Regions from separate parts of the Homo sapiens genome. Here regions 2 and 3 are each linked to region 1. A link is a contact called in ENCODE Hi-C or POLR2A ChIA-PET data. All regions are on one chromosome and are shown on one strand. The core of a region is the stretch at or near the end of the contact, and the rest is flanking DNA. Distances in the headings are between cores, read along the strand shown.

The links. Hi-C counts contacts between places; a loop is a spot of excess contacts on that map. ChIA-PET counts read pairs that join two places held with the same protein, here RNA polymerase II (POLR2A). Pooled maps may share reads with other maps.
Region 2: a loop to region 1 is called in a map of pancreas, with 2.1 times the contacts of the local background. The contact joins the enhancer-like site here to the promoter of LIPC in region 1. A Hi-C loop is called at or near these places in 2 of 168 maps with a recorded cell type or tissue (naive thymus-derived CD4-positive, alpha-beta T cell and pancreas) and 3 of 50 pooled maps. POLR2A ChIA-PET finds 5 or more read pairs at or near these places in 1 of 52 experiments (CD4-positive, alpha-beta T cell).
Region 3: a map of heart left ventricle shows a loop between it and region 1 (1.9-fold over the local background). The contact joins the enhancer-like site here to the promoter of LIPC in region 1. A Hi-C loop is called at or near these places in 9 of 168 maps with a recorded cell type or tissue (Calu3, PC-9, Right ventricle myocardium inferior and 5 more), 2 of 37 single-sample maps with no recorded cell type and 18 of 50 pooled maps. POLR2A ChIA-PET finds 5 or more read pairs at or near these places in 4 of 52 experiments (Caco-2, PC-9, activated naive CD4-positive, alpha-beta T cell and 1 more).

What each region holds. Positions count from the first base shown.
Region 1 is chr15:58,430,621-58,433,408 of GRCh38, reverse strand. It overlaps LIPC (lipase C, hepatic type), which reads right to left and starts at 1,418. Exons shown (of 9, transcript NM_000236.3): 1 at 1,289-1,418. The coding sequence starts at 1,376.
Region 2 is chr15:58,309,297-58,312,084 of GRCh38, reverse strand. No RefSeq gene overlaps it. Among named protein-coding and RNA genes, the nearest start is that of LIPC, 120 kb to the left of the region's middle. Within about 2 kb of position 1,369, at least 4 of the 41 ENCODE cell types and tissues checked have a DNase peak (open chromatin) inside an H3K27ac peak, as active enhancers do.
Region 3 is chr15:58,520,333-58,523,120 of GRCh38, reverse strand. The region is part of intron 1 of LIPC (lipase C, hepatic type); the gene reads right to left. Among named protein-coding and RNA genes, the nearest start is that of LIPC-AS1, 23 kb to the right of the region's middle. RefSeq lists an enhancer at 637-1,836. Within about 2 kb of position 1,465, at least 15 of the 41 ENCODE cell types and tissues checked have a DNase peak (open chromatin) inside an H3K27ac peak, as active enhancers do; they include PC-9, breast epithelium, heart left ventricle and 1 more, where a contact is called at or near this core.

The sequences.
Region 1 (2,788 bases), core at 169-2,668:
TTAAGGCTCAAGGGGCACACAAGGAAGGCTTTGGGGTACTGGTTCAGTTTGTGAGAACTCATTGAGGATTTATGATAGAGGCCCTTTTCTAGAAGTGTGTTATAAACTTCATTAAAAAGTAAACAAACAAATACAACATTCCGGGGCAAAGGGCAGGAAAGGCCCTTTAGCAAAATCACTATGAACCAAGGGAATAAAGATTACCAGCAATTTTACCTGTATGGCTCTAAATTATTATGTAAGGGTCATTTTTGGATGTGGCTTTATAAATGAGATGATGTGTCAAAAATAATTAGTATAGTGCTTGGCACAGAAAATACTTAGTGAATGGCAATAATTAATACTGCTACTCAGTTATTAACTGGCCTATGAAGTAAAATAGTCAAATACAAAGGAACAGCCTTTTTCTTAAAGGGGAAAAAAGCTTCTGAAATTTTTAGGTACATCCCGTTAGGGAATTTCTAATTCTCAAAGTTGTCGGAGCTCTCTCCAAGGCTAGTCTTAGAGAAAAGAAAAATCTCAGACTCTACCTTAGCGTTACTAGCTCCTGACCAGTAACCAGTACCAAAACAAATTCCCAAACACCTGTCTAGTCTGGCCAAATTGTTCAATTAACTGATCCGTCATTTATTGGTCCACTGCTTAGCCTGGAAGCTGGGCTCCACTCTACTACCTTCCTGATAAGGCATTTGATCTGTCTTTCGCCATCAATCTAGTTTGTGAATTTACAAACAAAACAGGCAGGACGGCTGTTGGATTCTTCAGCCTCAGACTAAAATTTTGGCAGCAAAACAAAGTCTAGAAATTGTGCAATGATATCTCTACTTTAGACCTGACTGGAAATAGAACTCTCATAAATTCCCCTCTCTTCTGAGAGAGGCAGGCAATTAGACAACCCCAACCCGACAGAGCATTTCATTGCAAGCCTGGCTCCCCGGTTGCAAATTAGATGCCACATTAACTCTCAGGAAGATCTGAATCGCTTTCATATCATTTGCCGCTGAATAACTTTTAGCATGACTGTTTCCATATCAGATACGCAAGAGACTTCACTGCTAGCTGCAGGCACTCTTAGAAGACTTTTAATCCGAGGATGATTTTCTAAAATTTCATTTCTGTTTACAAACGGCTACGTGTCCCTGTGAACCTGTGAGGTCGTGTATAGAACCACCTGGCACGCTCTGAAGCAAGCTCTGTCCCATACAGTCAGAAACCCCTGGATTCTTTGTGACACACGTTTTAAAAAGAAAAGTTCATGCCCATCTCTGGAGAAAAGTCAGGCTCTTACCTGGTTTCAGGCTTTGTCCAAGGGCACTTGATTGGATAAAGATGCATAAAACCAACAGAATGGAGAAACACAGGGGACTTGTGTCCATTTCTCCGTTTCACCCGGGGTCCAGGCTTTCTTGGTAATTTCTGAAGCCAAAGAGACCACAATGCCTATTAGATACTTTGTTAGGGAAGACTGCCCATTAATAATTAACCTCTCAACATGTTATCCACTGTTCAGACCCTTTCTTTACTGCCCCCAACTGCAAATCTAATTATATCTATTTTAAAAAGGTCGATTTACAGAAGTGCTTCTTATCCTGACACATTTTGAGAATAAAATACCTTGTTATGTATTCTTACCTTTTGGGGCCAAGGTCAGAGTTCCAAATTAATCAACTTAAAGCTACTGTGTTGTGTTTGGAAATTCTGCCAAAGGTCGGGGTAGGTGGCTTCCACGTGGCTGCCTAAGCCTCCCTGTGACAGCGCTGCAAGGGGGATGCTGGCTCAGGAAAGTGGTGTTTCAAATTGCAGCCTAAGCCCAAAGAAAAAGAAAAGGGCCCTGCCACGCAGAGAGCCCCCAGAGGGTCCAAATTTCTGTTGGGTTCAGTGAAATTGGTGATGCTTGTGGTCAAAGTGTGGTGCAGAAAACCCTTCACCCCCGTGTCAAAAGGAGCTGACGAAGAAGCAAAGATGCCCTTGCCAAGTGACCCATTGAGAGGTGATCCTAGAGTAAACACACTTCTTCCCCCTCTGTGTTCATTAATGTTCCAGCTGTGTAGAGGACTGAAAAGTAAGGCCACTCAGCAAAATCAGGTAGGGAAAAGGCGACCATAGATGGCTTTTGTGATATTTTTGGACCTCTAGTTTTACTTTAACTTTCTTCATTTGTTCAACATTTATATATTTTGGTATGCCTACTAGGTGCCAAGCACTGTTGCAGGCACGTGGGGTATACAAGTCCTTATGTATCAGTGGAGGTTCTTACCTTCTGGAGTTGGATAACGGACAGTAGACATAATAAAGAAGAGATTTCTGGCCAGGAGCGGTGGCTCACTCCTGTAATCACAGCACTTTGGGAGGCGAGGAGGGCGGATCACGAGGTCAGGAGTTCGAGACCAGCCTGACCAACATGGTGAAACCCCATCTGTACTAAAAATACAAAAGTTAGCTGGGCGTGGAGGTGAGTGCCTGTAATCCCAGCTACTCAGGAAGCTGAGGCAGGAGAATCGCTTGAACCTGGGAGGCGGAGGTTGCAGTGAACTGAGATCGCGCCATTGTACTCCAGCCTGGGCGACACAGAGAGACTCCGTCTCAAAAAAAAAAAAAAAAAAATTAGGTAGACTGGTAGAATGTAATGGGAACCACTACAAGAAAAGCAGGGGGTTGGGGAGAAGGTAGGGATTTTAAGCAGAGTGGTTAGAGTGAATTGCATTGGGAAGTTAAACTTTCAGCAAAGGTTTGAAGGAAGTGAAGGAGTTGCCCCTGTGGACGTCTTGGGGAGGAGAGCTTCGGGCAG
Region 2 (2,788 bases), core at 120-2,619, 120 kb after region 1:
TTAATGATATGGAAAAAAATCTATATAAACTTAAAATTATATATTCAATATAATCTCAACTTCATAAACTTTGCAAGAAAAAATGGCTATCTGGTAATTAAAAAGTGTTGGTTGGTTAACTTTGGTTGGTGTGACTTTAGGTGATGGTTATTGTCTTCTTTATACATTTTTAAAGTAAAATGTACATATCAAAACACACACACCTTAACTGTACAATTTTGACAAGTGAATACACCCATGTATCTTATGTCCCTATCATAATATAGACATCTCCATCTGCCCGAAAGTTCCCTTGTGACCTGCTGAATCCCCACCTTCCCTGCAAGGGAAACTCATCATTTCCTTAGATGAGTGTGCTTATTCTAGAACCTCATAGCAATGGACTCATTAAGTATGTATGCTTTGTGTGTATGGCTTGCTCAGCGTTATGTCTATGACTTTTAGATTTTAATTTTCTAAATTTTTCATGTTGTACCTGCCCGACGCCAGGAATTTTTTTTTTTTTTTTTTTTTTTTGAGTTGGAGTCTCGCTCTGTCACCCAAACTGGAATGCAGTGGCACGATCTTGGCTCACTGCAAGCTCCGCCTCCCGGGTTCACGCCATTCTCCTGTCTCAGCCTCCCGAGTAGCTGGGACTACAGGTGCCCGCCACCACGCCCGGCTAATTTTTTGTATTTTTTAAAGTAGAGATGGGGTTTCATCATGTTAGCCAGGATAGTCTCGATCTTCTGACCTCGTGATCTGCCCGCCTCAGCCTCCCAAAGTGCTGGGATTACAGGCGTGAGCCACCGCACCTGGCCTTCCCTTTTTTTTTAGATGTAGTCTTGCTCTGTTGCCCAGGCTAGAGTGCAGTGGCATGATCTTGGCTCACTGCAACCTCCACCTCCTGGGTTCAAGCGATTCTCCTGTCTCAGCCTTCCAAGTAGTTGGGACTACAGGTGCCCGCAACCACGCCCGGCTAATTTTCATATTTTTAGTAGAGACGGGGTTTTGCTATGTTGGCCAGGCTGGCTTCGAACACCTGACTTAAGGTGATCCACCCACCTTGGCCTCCCAAAGTGCTGGGATTACACGAGTGAGCCACCGCACCCGGCCAAGAATTTTTAAAAAGGTTATTTCCTAAAAACAGGAAGCTCATTCTTGGATAGCCCACAACTAATCTATGATTACTCCTTTGAAGCTGCCTCCTTCAAGCCCTCTGCTCCACCGTCCTACTGCGCCGAGCTTCTGTGCGCTGGGAGGCTGGGCTCCTAATCCCGACACATACTGTCTTCTCCTTGTAAGTGCGGTGGTTGGGGAAGTGGCTGTGCTGTGGCACCCTGGAAACCCTGCCCATATCCGCATGCGCCGAGACTTGACCCACAGCAGATCTCAGTCTTGGCAGAATGCCTGCCTGTGGCTCTCCTTGAACACAACAGCACGGGACAATTGCAAAGAGCTGCTACAAGGGCATTTCTCACTCGTTTCCTTACATATACCAAGGAGGCCGTCCTGAGACAGCTGCTCGTCTCCTTGGGTTCTGATGAGATATGAGGCCTTTTGCCTCACCCCTCAAGATGCTGCTGCAGGCCATAAAGCTGCTTAGCTGCAGAGGGCGTTGGCTCCTCTACAATAGGCATCCTGTCATTGGTGCTTCTGACATGTGGCCCCTTTTACTCTGGTGTCACCCTGCACAAGGGCCGCAGGGACCTTGCACTTTTGGCTCCTCCTCCTCTCACTCCACACAGGTGGTGAATGGAGTCTGAAAAGGCTTAGCTGTTTCTTTACCAGCTGAATCCTCTGTCAGGCTTGGCCTTGCCTTGTGCTTGGCAGTTGCCAAGTACACGTCTTTGCTGGTTCCCTAGGGCTGCTGAAACAAAGTGCCATAAAGTGGGTGGCTTTCACAATAGACGTCTACTGTCTCACAGTTCTGGAGGCTAGAAGTCTGAGAACAAGGTGCCAGCAGGGTTGCTTCCTTCTAAGGGCTCTGACGGAAGGATCCACGCCAGGCCTCTCTGCCTGGAGTGTGGGTGGCTGTCTTCTCTGTCTCTTCACATAGAGTCCCTGAGTGTGCCTTGGCATGGAAATTACCCCTTTGTATAGGACACCAGTCATACTGGATTAGGGCCTGCCCTTGCGACCTCATCTTAACTAATTCCATCTGCAATGACCCTATTTCCAGACAAGGTCACATGCTGAGGTACTGGGGGTTAGACTTCACATAAAAATTTAGGGAAAATACAGTTCAACCATAGCAACATCTTTGTCCCCAACTAGACTATAAGCTCCTGGGTCAAGAGAGCCTCAGTAAGTGCTGGACAAGTGGGTTCGGTAACAAAGAGAAGGAAGGGAACTGAATAAGGTCTTGTCAGGAGACACCTGTGGAGGGCCTGGCGTGGTCTTACCCCAGCAATAGTCCCTCAGCCTTGTCATGACCCGGAACTGGCAGGGCTCAAAAAGACAGATAAAGGATGTAAGGAAGACTCCTAGCTTAGTGATTCACAATGGGGACATCCATTTTAGGAACAGGACAGCTCTTTTCTCCCAGCCATGGCATTTATTACCTTCTCTGGGGGTGGTCTCCTGGGAAGCCACACTGGTCACGCTGGCTGAGAGCCTCAGGCGGGGGGCCAAGGTGGGGCCCCTGAGGACAGTTCACCCAGGTTCTGGGGGAACCTGAGGAGGAAACAGAGATGATATCATCCACCTCCAACATTATAGGTAAGGAAGCGGAGGCAAGAGACTGAGTGAGTTGTCTCCTTTTGGTGACAGGGTGACAACCCTGTGAGTGACAGAGCTGGGACAAAAT
Region 3 (2,788 bases), core at 216-2,715, 90 kb before region 1:
ATTTGGCAGGGGTGCCCAGAGCGAGAGGAAGTGGGGCTCCTCAGTTAGGAAGCTTTGTCAGACATCCCCCTACTGCCCCAGGGCTTCACAGAGGCCCTGGAGAGACTGATGCTTCCCCAGCAGCCGGTCCATCTGGGCTGGTGCTCACGCAGCTCTGGGAGCTAGGATATTTTAGATGTGTCAAAAGTGACGAATGTTGGAAAGTGCCACGGGCATCTCTGGGAGCTCACAGTTCACACTGGCAGCTAAGATGTGCCGAGCTTTTTGGAAGAAACTGAACTCTGGAGGAAACTGAGAAGTCTTTTGCTGTCCCAGATGTGGGTGGCAATGGGATGGGCTCTGCAAGGGGACAGAGCCCCGACATCAATAAAGATGGGGCTGGGCCATAGCAATGCCTGAGGTCTTGGCAGAAAGAAGTGGCATTCTGAGAGGGCAGCAGGGGCAGGAAGGAGCAGGAACGTGTGGATTTAGAAGCAGGCACGCAGGGGCCTGAGGTTGGAGTCAGCAGAGCTTGCAGCTGGCAGCACCGGGGGCTGTGGAGTCGGGCCTGTTCAGTTCCGCTTGCCAGGATGGAACAGGGGCAGCAGCCAGAGCCAGCCTGAGGCTGGAGGTGAGCCCGGGGCCTTCGCCCACAGTGAGGCTGGAACAAGGCTCCAGTGTGTCTGGATTTGAAAACACCCCAGGGAATGTGTTACTAGAATTCAACATCTACCCCGAATATAATGCATCCTAAGACGAGGGTGCCTTGGTGTTCTGTTTGCAGCATGGCCTTGGTTTGCGTGTAGTGTCACTGGTTCTCTGCCTCTGCAGGGAGATGGCTTGTCCCATGCTACCCAGCCAGGGAGGTGGCTCGTCCCAAGCTGGGGGTGGAGGAAGCTGAGGCAGTGGCTGGGAGAGAAGGTGTAGGATCAGGCTTAGGCGAGTCACAGAGAAGGAGGAGAGTCAAAGAGAAGGGATCCTCACTATGGACCAGTGGGGTTCTGGGGTGGTGGGGGTACAGGACCAAGTTGGGCCAGCCCAGCCTGTCTTCTGCTGAATGATGAATGGGGCTGGGGTGTCAGGGATGGATGGAGAAGCTAGCACCAACTCTACCTGCCCCAGGTGCTTTCTGATGAAGACGCAAACTCTCTTCTGGTTATTGTTCTTCACAACCTCCCGTCTCCCTGCAAACTCACACAACCAGGAAGGAAAGAGAGAGAGAGAGAGAGAGAGAGATGACAGAGCGTTCCTAGTCATCTTTGTCATCCTCCCCATCATGATTATGATCATCGTCATCCATGCCTGGACTTCTTATATAACCTGCTTAACTTGTTGAGGGCTGAACTTGTCTTTCCACCTCCTACCTTCAACCAGCTTTTGCTAACTTCCTCATTCTGCTCACACATTCCTCTCTTCCAGGCACTGGCTCACCCCCCACTGAGTCATCTTCCACTCCCCCTTCCTCTTTCTTCCCCTCCTACTATCAGCAACTCACTGTAGCATGACCGCCTGCAACTGCTTCCTGGGAGGATCCGCTTCCAGTCCCCTCTGTTCACACGCTCTCCATCCTGCGACACGCGGCTCCAGCCATAGCTGCTCGCAGGTCCCGGATGCCTCTGTGCCTTTGCTTCTGCAATTCCTTCTGCTTGGAACCTCTCTCCTCTTCCTACACCTTAGCCCTCAACCTTGGAGGAATTAGAATGTATGGATAGTTCTCTTGACAGCTGGTCGGGGTGGGGCCCTTCTCTGTGCTCCCCAATCCCCTGTTCAGACCTTGAGGATGGGGCTGTTTATTTCCCATTTCATGACTAGGCTCTAAGCTGTACGTGTCTTATGCATCTGTGTGGTCCCAGCACAAGGCCTGCACAGAGGTGGGTTATCTGCTGAATTGATTTAACAGGATAATTCATTTTCTGCCCTTCCTAGGGAAAGATTTGTCACGGTGAGCCAATACCAGGGGGAAGGGGAGAACAGAGGCAGGGGCCTGCTCTGCTTTACTTCTCACACCCACAGTCCCCTTCCTATGGTCAGGAGCCACTGGCCAGCAACACAGCAACTCCTGCCTCTGTCCGCCCTCTAGGAATGAGCTGAAAGAAAGGCACCAACAGACAACAAGCAAGTTCCGGATATTCTTTGGAATCATGGGTGGTCCTTGTTTCGCCCTCATCTTAAAGCCCTCCAGACCCCAAACCAGTGTCCTTCTCCCTCCTCCCTTCCTTTTCTAGAATTCCTCATTTATTTTGAGCCTTATAACTCAGTCTTTAAAAATTGCCTTTGTGAAGGCTTTTCTGATCTCAAACTGTTTCCTGTGATATTAATAGGAGTTATGGGGAAAAAGGAGTTTTGTGGCCAAATAAATATGGGAAGTGTCGTATTAAGCGGCATTAATCAGGCTTCCTGCTGGCCCGAGAGAAGAAGCTACTGTGAATTTAATCTCTAGAAGGGGCAGATGGTATACAGCGGCTCTCAACCTCAATTACTTTGAAGCAAGCTGCCCCCGCCCTCCGTATTTCCTTTTTTGGCCAAGCGTTTCTGGGACTGATAGTCCATAGGATGCAACTGAGGAAATTCTGTCTGGGGCAGCTTTCCAGCGGGCTTGTATACTGTTGAGCTGTGCTCACACTCACCTCTGTGTGCTGGGGTTTCGAAGGCTAGTCCTCCCTGCTTTCATGGAGGCAAGGCTTTATGTGTAGGGGAGAGGGCTGAGCGCTTTAAGAGCAGGAAATGAGTTTCTAAATAGGCACATCGAATGGTTTAGACGTTGTGCTCTAGCATCCCAAGGCCAAGGATCTTGTGGAACTACTTTGGG